Linked DNA regions of Homo sapiens: all the other regions are linked to region 3. A link is a contact called in ENCODE Hi-C or POLR2A ChIA-PET data. All regions are on one chromosome and are shown on one strand. The core of a region is the stretch at or near the end of the contact, and the rest is flanking DNA. Distances in the headings are between cores, read along the strand shown. Region 1 holds the start of IDH3A (isocitrate dehydrogenase (NAD(+)) 3 catalytic subunit alpha). Region 2 overlaps IDH3A (isocitrate dehydrogenase (NAD(+)) 3 catalytic subunit alpha). Region 3 overlaps ADAMTS7 (ADAM metallopeptidase with thrombospondin type 1 motif 7).

What was found. A loop is a pair of places that touch in the nucleus more often than their neighbours do. ChIA-PET counts read pairs that join two places held with the same protein, here RNA polymerase II (POLR2A). Pooled maps may share reads with other maps.
Region 1: a loop to region 3 is called in a pooled map, with 8 times the contacts of the local background. The contact joins the promoter of IDH3A here to the enhancer-like site in region 3. A Hi-C loop is called at or near these places in 8 of 50 pooled maps. POLR2A ChIA-PET finds 5 or more read pairs at or near these places in 3 of 52 experiments (PC-9, activated B cell and activated T-cell).
Region 2: a pooled map shows a loop between it and region 3 (4-fold over the local background). The contact joins two enhancer-like sites. A Hi-C loop is called at or near these places in 2 of 50 pooled maps. POLR2A ChIA-PET finds 5 or more read pairs at or near these places in 2 of 52 experiments (OCI-LY7 and activated CD4-positive, alpha-beta T cell).

Annotation. Positions count from the first base shown.
Region 1 is chr15:78,148,016-78,151,187 of GRCh38, reverse strand. It overlaps IDH3A (isocitrate dehydrogenase (NAD(+)) 3 catalytic subunit alpha), which reads right to left and starts at 1,826. Exons shown (of 11, transcript NM_005530.3): 1 at 1,758-1,826. The coding sequence starts at 1,784. It overlaps LOC124903534 (a long non-coding RNA gene), which reads left to right and starts at 1,969. Exons shown (of 2, transcript XR_007064725.1): 1 at 1,969-2,080. RefSeq lists a silencer at 1,287-1,866.
Region 2 is chr15:78,170,053-78,173,350 of GRCh38, reverse strand. It overlaps IDH3A (isocitrate dehydrogenase (NAD(+)) 3 catalytic subunit alpha), which reads right to left. Exons shown (of 11, transcript NM_005530.3): 11 at 1,406-3,298. It overlaps ACSBG1 (acyl-CoA synthetase bubblegum family member 1), which reads left to right. Exons shown (of 14, transcript NM_015162.5): 14 at 1,822-3,298. The coding sequence ends at 1,907. Among named protein-coding and RNA genes, the nearest start is that of IDH3A, 22 kb to the right of the region's middle. Within about 2 kb of position 1,855, at least 5 of the 41 ENCODE cell types and tissues checked have a DNase peak (open chromatin) inside an H3K27ac peak, as active enhancers do; they include OCI-LY7, where a contact is called at or near this core.
Region 3 is chr15:78,759,914-78,763,212 of GRCh38, reverse strand. It overlaps ADAMTS7 (ADAM metallopeptidase with thrombospondin type 1 motif 7), which reads left to right. Exons shown (of 24, transcript NM_014272.5): 23 at 648-810. Among named protein-coding and RNA genes, the nearest start is that of ADAMTS7, 50 kb to the left of the region's middle. Within about 2 kb of position 1,517, at least 16 of the 41 ENCODE cell types and tissues checked have a DNase peak (open chromatin) inside an H3K27ac peak, as active enhancers do; they include OCI-LY7, where a contact is called at or near this core.

The sequences.
Region 1 (3,172 bases), core at 577-3,076, 610 kb after region 3:
AATCCCTAAAGTGAGAAGCTGGCCCAGAAGTCAAATGACTCTGCCAAAGGTCACACAGGGAGTGCATGTCAGAGAACCTCATCTTCTGACTCCACAACCCAACACTTTCTGAATACCTACTATGAGGGTTTTTTCATGCAGATCACACTAAAGGCAAAACAGATTTACCAGCACAATCATTATCAAGTGTTGCTTTAGTGCCTCACTGTGAAGGCAAATGTACCTACCAAAGATGAATTGGGTGTTAAATGTAAGTTCAGAGATTAAAGGACTGAGTTCAGTTTTCACAGTGACACAGAAGTTGCTTTACTTTTAGGAGCAAATGTGACATAAGAGTTATCATCACAAGCAAATCTGGGTCTGAAGAGGGTGACAAAGTAGAATCTAGTTATTGAACAAAAAAACCAGTTAATGATGCCCATGAAAACCACTGTCTGTTGGAGACAGATAAACATATTGATAAGAAAGCTTCAGATTTTTGTTTTCCTTCTGTACATACCAAGTGCTTTCACATACATTATTTTATTTAATACTCAAACAATTCTGTGATGTAAGTATAGATATTCACAGATGGGCATATTAAGGCTTAGAGATGTTTAGTAATTTGCTTAGGGTCACACAGCCAATCAGTGGCATTGCTAGGATTTAAATCTGAGACTCCTAAATTCCAGTACAGAGATCTTTTCCTTAAATAACAGTGCATCTCTGGACCTCTCTTTAAACCGAAAAAATGGGAGAAAAGTAGTATCAAACTTACAGAAAAACGTTAAATTGTTTATAGATTTCTAGGGGACCACCCTTTCATAGCAACAGGAGACTTGAGGCCTGATGGCCTGTACCATCATTTGCTATGTGACCTTGGGAAATGGGAACCAAGACACCTAGGTTCCTCTCCCTGCTCTGACACCGACCTCCTGTGTGACCTTGAGCAAATTCTTCTTCAGGCACAGGTTAGTTCCACTGAGAAGCTACGGAACTGCATAGATGATCTGAAACCCTTTCCAGCTCTGGCATCTGAGCTGTCAAGGAGAGCTAAAGCGCTCCAGATTGCAGGATTCCCACCAATGAAAGGTAAAAGGAAGGCTCTGCTGGTCTCTCTCTCCGAAGGTTCAGACGGTAATTCCGAGGTGTAAGATGCCCTATCCTATGAAGGGGAAATAGCTACAAGAGCACTAGAGGTCTGACTGGGAAGAGCGCCAAAGGGAAAACAATCTGATAGGGAAAAGGGCCCCCGGATTCTCTCACCTGGGAAAACCTCCCAAGCTCAACGCCAGTGCCCGTGGCACCTGCGGTTCCCCGGCCAAGGGCCGCGCAGACAGCGGATGAGAGGTGTGGGCAGTGCTGAGGGGATCAGTCCCGCAGCAGGGCCGCAGCCGGGGAAGCGGCCCGGATGGCGGAGCCGGGACAGAGGCTCCCGTGACCTTCCCGGGCTCGGCGCGAAGCCTGGGCTCTGGCCTGGGCGGATGCGGGTGACGGCAGCCGGGTCTCGGCAGGAGCAGGGCCGGCGCCCCCCCGCCTTGACCTTGACGCCGTCCCCGCCTCTGCGCTGCTGACCCGGCCCGGGGCGGCCCATACACTGCGAGCCGGCCACGGAGCGCGGGGCACGGGCGACCAGGACCGGCTCCCAAGCTGTCCCCGCGGGCAGCCACCGCCTCCCTGTCTGGCCCACGCGCCCGCCCACACCCGGCACGCGACCGGCTCTCCTGCCAGCCCTCGCGGCCTGCCTGCCTGCCACACGCCGGCCTGCCAGCGCTCACCTTAGAGATCCACGCGGGCCCAGCCATCGCTTCCCCTCCTGGCTCCGCAGCAACAGCCGCAGCGGCAGTGCGCAAGCGCCCACCCCACGCTCGGAGCCCGCCCCTGCACGGCCACGCCCCCTGAACGCCCCGCCCCCTAGACCGCCTCAGGATTGCTTCGCGCTCGCTCGCTGCCCCGCCCCTGGACATTCCGCTGGCGAATCGCCGGGCTCGTCTCTCTGTGACTGGCCTGGCTGAGCGCCAGGCGAACCCGGAAACTGAGGGGCCGGCATCTCCGGGAAAGCTTCTTCCTCCCCTCCCTGGTTCATTGACTCGCTGTTAAGGTAAGACGTTTGTTCCACACCTACTAGGTGCTGATTAATGTTCTAGGATCTTGGGGATATAGCGCTCCTCATAGAATTTACAATCCCGTGGAGAAAGACACATAATTTTCTTATTCCACAAATTTTGATTTTTTTTTTTTTTTTGAGACCGGGTCTCACTCTGTCGCCCAGGCTGGAGTGCAGTAGCGCGAACAGGTTCACTACAAAGCCTCGACCTCCTGGGATCAAGTAATTACTAAGCCCAGCCCAACTTTGTTTTTTCTTTTCTTTTTCTTTTTTTTTTTTTTTTTTTTTCTCCGTAGAGATGGGGCCTCGCTATGTTGCTCAGGCTGGTCTGGAACTCCAGAGTTCAAGCGATCTGCTTGCCCCAGGCTCACAAAGTGAGCCACTGCGACTGGCCGAATTTTATTTTTTACCAGCTTTATTGAGGTATAATGTATATATAGTAACATTTACTCACTGTAAGTGTACAGTTTGATGATTTTTAGTAAATGTAAACAGTTGCACAACCATCACCACAATCCAGTTTTTGAGCATATGAAAATGTTCCTTGTGTCCGTTTATAGTCAATCCCGCTCCTGTCCTCAATCCCAGGCAACTACTAATCTGTCTATTTAGCTCAACAAATATTTCTGAGGGTCAACTAGACACCAGGCACTGTTTTAAGTGCTGGGGCTTAGTGTCCAGTAGGAAAGACAGGCTTCAATCAAGTGTCACACACATGTCATTAAAACTGTTGCGCCAAGAAGCAAAAGAGCAAGGAGCTATGGCAAGGCAAAATCAGGCAACCTGATTCAAACCTAACCTGGAGGTCAGGGAATGCTTCTCTGAAGAAATAACATCCATACTCACCTTTCCCCTTGTCCTCTCCCTGTCCATCACAAACTCCTGAGTTCCTGCTGATGGCCAGGCCTCTAGCTGGGTGCCAGGGGAGGTCAGGTGTTTAAACCAGGTCTCTGCTACCCTACCCTGGGAAGAGTTCTATCCAGAGAGGAGCTGCCTACCCACCCAGAGAGGTGATGAGTGCAGTAGAGAAGTGATCCCAAGAGCTTTTATGACCTAAATAATAAACTGCAGCTAAGTCTGTGGCCT
Region 2 (3,298 bases), core at 606-3,105, 590 kb after region 3:
TTTTTTGAGATGGAGTCTCGCTGTGTCACCCAGGCTAGAGAGCAATGGCACGACCTTGGCTCACTGCAACCTGCACCTCGCGGGTTCAAGTGATTCTCCTGCCTCAGCCTCCCGAGTAGCTGGGATTACAGGCATGGGCCACCATGCCCGGCTAATTTTGTATTTTTAGTAGAGACATGGTTTCTCCATGTTGGTCAGGCTGGTCTCGAACTCCCGACCTCAGGTGATCCGCCCGCCTCGGCCTCCCAAAGTGCTGGGATTACAGGCGTGAGCCACTGCGCCCAGCTGATATGTGCTAGAACTTTCTAATCTGAACATGACATTTAACTTGGCCTTGACTATGGGACTGTTTTCTCCGAAAATCACAATGGAACTACCAGGCCAACACCAAGGCCCTGCTAGTGTTCAGCCTGGAGTCACGTGGTTCTAGGGGTGAGAGTACTGTGATCTTCCGGAAAGTCAGCTTGTGTGACAAAGGGATAAGGCTGTTCCGGACCACTGCCCACAGAACCAGGAGAGGGCTCTGGTGCAGCCTCAGCTGAAGTCACTCTTGGCTGTAGCCAAGAGATGTTCATGGGATGTTCATAGAACAGGAGAGGTAGAAATGGTTATGCCAGTGTGATTCCCTCAAATCCATCACGGCTGAACCCAGATGCAATTGTCTACAGCAAAGCTGAGCTGCAATCAGAGACCTTGAGCTTATCTGGCTGTCTGCTGCCAGCATATTGAACGCAAGGTCAGAGAGACAGAAGATGTCTTCACTAAGCAGTTAATATAATGACTTTAACACAGAAAGTTTCCAGTTACACAGTCAAGAGTGAGTTAGGCACTTTAAGCTACCCAGGACCTCAAATCAGAGCTCTTTCAAACTTGCTTTTGGGGGATAAATCAAGGTTAAGAAAAGTAATTAGGGGAAGACCTCTCATAAAGACCATGGCAGAGGCTCCCCATAACCTGGGCTTCCCCTACCCCCATCACAACCATCAAAGCATAATGTCCAACGTTGTATAAACGTTCACAAAAATGCAGAGATGATGTGTACTAGCTATCTAATACATTGCTGTGTAACAAATGACCCCAAAAATGTAGCAGCCTAAAGCAGTAAACATTTATTATCCACATTTCTATGGGTCAAGAATCCAGGAACAGCTTAGCTGAGTGGTTCTGGCTTGGGTCTCACGGGATTACAGTCAATGTGAGCTGGGTGCAGTCACTTGCAGCTGAGGCTCACCTCCGCGCTCACTTACGTGGCTGTCGGCAGGCCTCAGCTCCTTGCTGTCTGCTGGCCAGAAACATCCGTGTGTGGCCAGTGGGCCTCTCATGGGCTGTGTATCCTCACAACATGGCAGCCGGCTTGCCCAGGAAGAATGGTCCAAGAGAAAGCCCAAGACAGAAACCTAGTCTATTTTTTAATTGCTTCAACAATTTATTCATTCAAGAGATGGAACAAATAAATCCATTTCAGAGAAAATGGACTGAGGGTCAAAACTGGGTACAGGTCAAGGAAAAGGCAGATGTAGCTTACACTACTTTCCTATGTGTATAAAAGAAACTGATCTTTTATAACCTATTCTCAGAGGTGACATACCAACCCTTCATCTATACTCCACTGGCCACAACCAGTGGTATAACACAGGAGACTACACACAAGCCATATGAATACCAGGAGCGATCACTGTCTTGGAGGCTGGCTACTGACGGTCCTGATTATCTGGCTTAATTCCTGAGTTATATATAGGACTGAGTGTGAGTCTTTACCACACACATTCTCAGAGTTCTCAGAGCCTGGGCCTCACTCATTTCTTCTCATTTCCCTTTTAGGTCCCACGATGAAACTGAAACGGCTCACAGTTTTGGAGAAGTACAAAGGTATCATTGACTCCTTTTACCAAGAGCAAAAAATGTAATCAGGGCCTATGCCTGCAGTTTCTATAGAATAGAGGGCAGGCGTTCCGAGCCTCTTCCTGAGCCCCAGGTCTCTTCAGTCTGGGCACAGGCATTTCTGCCAAGTCTGTTAGATCTCCAGGTCAGGGCACAGCACTGGCTCTACATTTACCAGGTCTTACGCCAACAATAGCTGACAATTCCAAGAAGCTTCACGTGTGGGTAGTTTTAATTCAGTTTAAGTATTGCTTTTTGTTCAGGTGACAAATGAGATCAGCTCTCCTTCCAGAACGAAAGGGCTGATAATTTTTGGCCTTAGTTCCAGGTAGATTAAAAAGCTGCTAGCTCACATACAGGACAGCCAGCAGTAGGCTGTGGAGCGGGTAGGAGAGAGATGGCTGATACTGCTCACGTGCGCTGCAGGAAAAGCAATCAGTCACAACTCACCTAGCGACCTGACTTACTCTGGAATCTTGGCGGGCATCGCCGACCCTATTATTCCATTACCAGGCACTCCGCCACCCACATGCCAACTGACTTGATGCTTAATAAAACTGCTGCTGCCTGTTTGATTCTATTTAATGTATAATTTGAATATTAAACCTTTTAACAGAACTGTCAACAAGGACCTGATTTTTTTTGTCAATTGAGCAGGTGGGACCAGTGCAGAGAGTAGTGGGCATTTAACTCACAGGACTGTGCACAGCGGGCATGCGAGTGACCATTAGTGCCCTGGAATAAACAAAGGTGCAGGATGGGGTCAAGTGGCGCATTCTCATAAAAGCAGCCAGCTCTACGTTAGCCTGTCGCCACCAGACCACCCCACTTCCATTCTGAATACGGGAAGCAGCCATTCTCAGTAGCAAGCTGAGCCAAAATGACCGAAGGCATCTGAACAGGAAACAGGTAGAGAAAGCAAACATCTCAGTTTTGGAATTCTTTATTACTTTGAACCCAAGAGCCACTGATAACTGGCACAATCCAATGAAACAGAGGAAGCAGCAGCTTAAACAAAGGAAAATACATTTAAGATTATAAGTCTGGGGGGGCGGTTACAAGCTTAAAAAGTGACCCAGACAGGGATATCATTGCTAAAAAAAAAAAAATCCCCTTGTGACCTGGGTACATTTTGCAAAGCCACAGGTTTGCAATGTTACACAAGGGCCAAAGGAGGCCATGAGTTGTCTTTGGTTGTGGGGACAGAGGGTAACTGTTCATGAAAATAGTGAGTGTCTGAAGATTAAGAAAATCATGCTGCAGCAGAGGAGAAGGGAGAGGAAGACAGGAAGGGAAAGGAGATGCCTGAGGGTCAAAAGCTGAGCCCAAGCCTAAGCCCAAGCTCAAGCTCAAGCCCCAGCATGGCATAATTTTGTGAATTAACTCAGGCTGAGTTGCCTCCAGTCTTTGGAATGTC
Region 3 (3,299 bases), core at 268-2,767:
GTCCGACTGGCTGCTGAGTGACTCTGGGCAGGTTGCTTTGCGTTGCTGGGTCACTGTTTTCTCATCTGTAAAACTGGAACAGCTTAGGAGAGGAGGGTCAGGAGGATTAAATGAAGGAACGCAACGAAGCACAGGGCCGGGCACAGCATGACACTGGCACAGACTCAGTGCATGTTTAGGGCTGATAACAACGAAGCCTGGCGGGCTGGGCCCCGGCTGTGAAACTGTCTCCTGCCCTCCTGCCCATGGGCTGCGGCAGGTCCTCTGCCCTGTCCCTCGGGCACAGCGGTGTCTCGCCCACATCTCTGCCCACTGCTGCATCAGGGCTCCATCCCGGCGCCCCTGCCCAGGCTTCTCAGGCATGTCCTGTGTGAGGGGCTCACTGCCCTGCCGCCCCGAGGGCTGTCCCACGGTTCTCACGCCCCTTCCCTCTGCAGGAGCCGATCCCACAAGTGAGAGTGGGGTTCCAGCACCAAGTGGGCTCTAGGAATGGGACCAGGTGCTCCAGGAGGCACTGAGGGGGCGGCTGGGAGCAAGGCCAGGCCAGTCAGGCACAGGGCGCAGGGACGGCTTCCCAGAGGAGGTGTCCCTGCCCCCACTGCTAGGGCTGGCCCTGGAGACACTCATTCCTCCCCCGCTCCCCTCAGTGCTCAGGCCCCTGTGGTGGTGGTGTCCAGCGGCGCCTGGTCAAGTGTGTCAACACCCAGACAGGGCTGCCCGAGGAAGACAGTGACCAGTGTGGCCACGAGGCCTGGCCTGAGAGCTCCCGGCCGTGTGGCACCGAGGATTGTGAGCCCGTCGAGCCTCCCCGTGAGTCCCCTGACCCCAGGCTCCCTGCTGAAGTGAGGTGGGGTGGGGAGGGTGATGGGGAAATGGGGTCGTCAAACCATTGTGCCCACGGCACTGGCTGGTTCCATCTGTAGTCTGGGCTCAGGAGCCACATGGCCACTGAAAATCCTGATGCCACAGGATGCCATGCTGGAGGCTGGGCTGTGCTGGGAGTCAGTCAAGGGGAGTCCCGGCCACACAACATCCCATAGGCAGCTGTCTGACCTTGGGGGAGTAGAGGGAGTGGCCCTGGCCCCTGATTTGCTGTGTGAACCTGGGTAAGCTCTTTCTCCTCTAGGTCTCAGTCTTCCCACAGTGAGACCAGGGATGTCCCTGAGGCTGTGTGAAAACTGGGCCTGGGTGAGTCCCTGTCCCCAGCCCTGGCCTGTCCATTCCCTGGCTAGAGGACTGCCTAGAGTGAGCAATGGAACCACAGGAAGGGCCTCCTTTCCAGGGTCCTGCTAATGAGGTAATGGGGTTTGAGGCAGGAAGGGCCTCCCTTCCAGGGTCCTGTTAATCCCAGTGGTGGGGGGTTTCCTGGCCAGCTGGGTCCTGGTGGAAGGGCCTGAGGTAGAGGTGGTTCTGGACACCCCTGCCGCCGCCTCCAGCATGTGTGCGTGCGCGCACACACACACACACGCCAACACACACACACACAGTCATACACTTCCTTCCTGCAGCCCCAGCTGCTCCCGGAAGTGCTGAGGGCAGGAAATGGGGTGGCCCTGGAGTGTCACCTAGGCTCCCCTCACCAGCTGTGTGGCCTTGGGCTCCATTTCCCTCTCAGGGCCTTCATGTGCTGAATAAAGGGGCTGCCAAGCCCCATCCTTGCATAAATGAGGTCTGGGCATGAAGCACGCAGCACTGCGTGGGGATCCAGGTGGTGCTCAGGGAAGGTGGCTTTTTCCCCTCCCCCACAGCCACTGTCATCCCCAATTGCAAGGTCAGGGAGAGGGCCTGGGGCTGACCCTGCCAGTCTAAGGAATCCAGAAGCCGTGGCGTGAAGAGCTGTGTCCCCTGTGCTATTGGCTGTCTGCTCCCTGCCCCTAGGACAGAGTCCTCAGCCAGGGCCCTCAAGCTGGCATTCAGGGCCCCCTGCAATCTCCCCGGTCTGCCTTCTCCCCTTGTCCAACGCTGCCTTCTCTACCTGTGCCAGCTCCTGGGCAGCCCTCATTCAGGCTCAGAGTGGCCCCTGCCATGCCTCGCTGCCCTGCCTCTGGCATGGGTGGTCTTCCTGCCTCAAACCTCAAGGCCCAGTGGCAGCGCCCCCACCCTGTCCTGCCTGCCCTCAGCACGCACCCAGCCAGCATCTCAGAGCACTCCTATGTGCTACCTGAGCTGGGTGCTGGCACCACGTCTCTCACCTTTATGGCTAGGGCTGGCCACAGGGAGCGGGGTGGTTATGATCCCAGTGGGGGAGGACCAGATGGGGCAGAGAACAGAAACTGAGGCCCCTGGGGGCCTAGAACCAAGGACGGATGGCCCAGGAGGCTCTGGGCTTGCAAGGTCTCCCAGGGGCGGGTGTGAGTGGGCTGCAGGGAGTGGGCTATGGGGGCTGGTTAGGTGGCTGAACTAGAAGCTGTCCTAAGTGAGGAGTTTTCTGCCATCAGTGAACAGTGGAGGGGGGCTGGGAAGGTGTCTTGGACTTGGAGACCTGGAATTCCCAGATGTTCTGCTGGTCTGTGGGACAGTTGGCGGGACATGTGGAAAGCTGGGAAACTCGTGTGTGTGTGCTCACTGCAGTGACACAGCATGGCCACATCCATTTGCTGTGGAGGTGGGGTTGACAGAGGAGGGAACCGAGGCCCAAGAGGTGAAGCAGCTTGTCTGAGGTCACCCCGGGCGACCAGGATGCAGGCCTGCAGATGTGCACTTTGGAGCTCTGCCTGGAGCTGGGGTGGAGGAGCCTGCCTGCTGCCTCGTGCCCTCTGCCGGGCCTGGGGGATGTCCCAGGCCCAGGGCTGGCTGCTGCCTTCCTGCTCCTCCTCCCCAGGGAGGTCTGCTGGAGTAAGCAGGGCCCGGGTGGCAGCTGGGGGCTGTCAGCAGTGGCAGTGGCATCAGGAGCAAGGCCAGGAGGCTGGAAACAAGCCACTTCCCAAAATAGCTCTGATAACCACGGGGCAGGAGGGCCCAGCCAAGCCTCAGCCCTGACAAGCACAGCCTGCAGCTGGCCTCCCTCCCCAGCAGGCTGGGCTCAGTCTCTGGTTTCCGCTGACGGCCTGTAAGGCCCACTCACTCTAGGCTTCGTGGCCCACCTGAGAAGTGGGAGGCTGGCCTGGGAGATGGGACCCTGTGACTCAGAACCCGAGGCTGAGTACAGCCCCTGTGGCTGGAGGTGGTCACGGAGGCCTGGCAGGACAGATGCACTGGGGCAGGGGGCGGTGGCGGGAGTCGGGGGCAGAGGCCGCTGCAGGCTGGCAGGAGGCCCCGGGACCGCAGTTCTGTGCCAGGATCTGTCCGGGAACACCAGG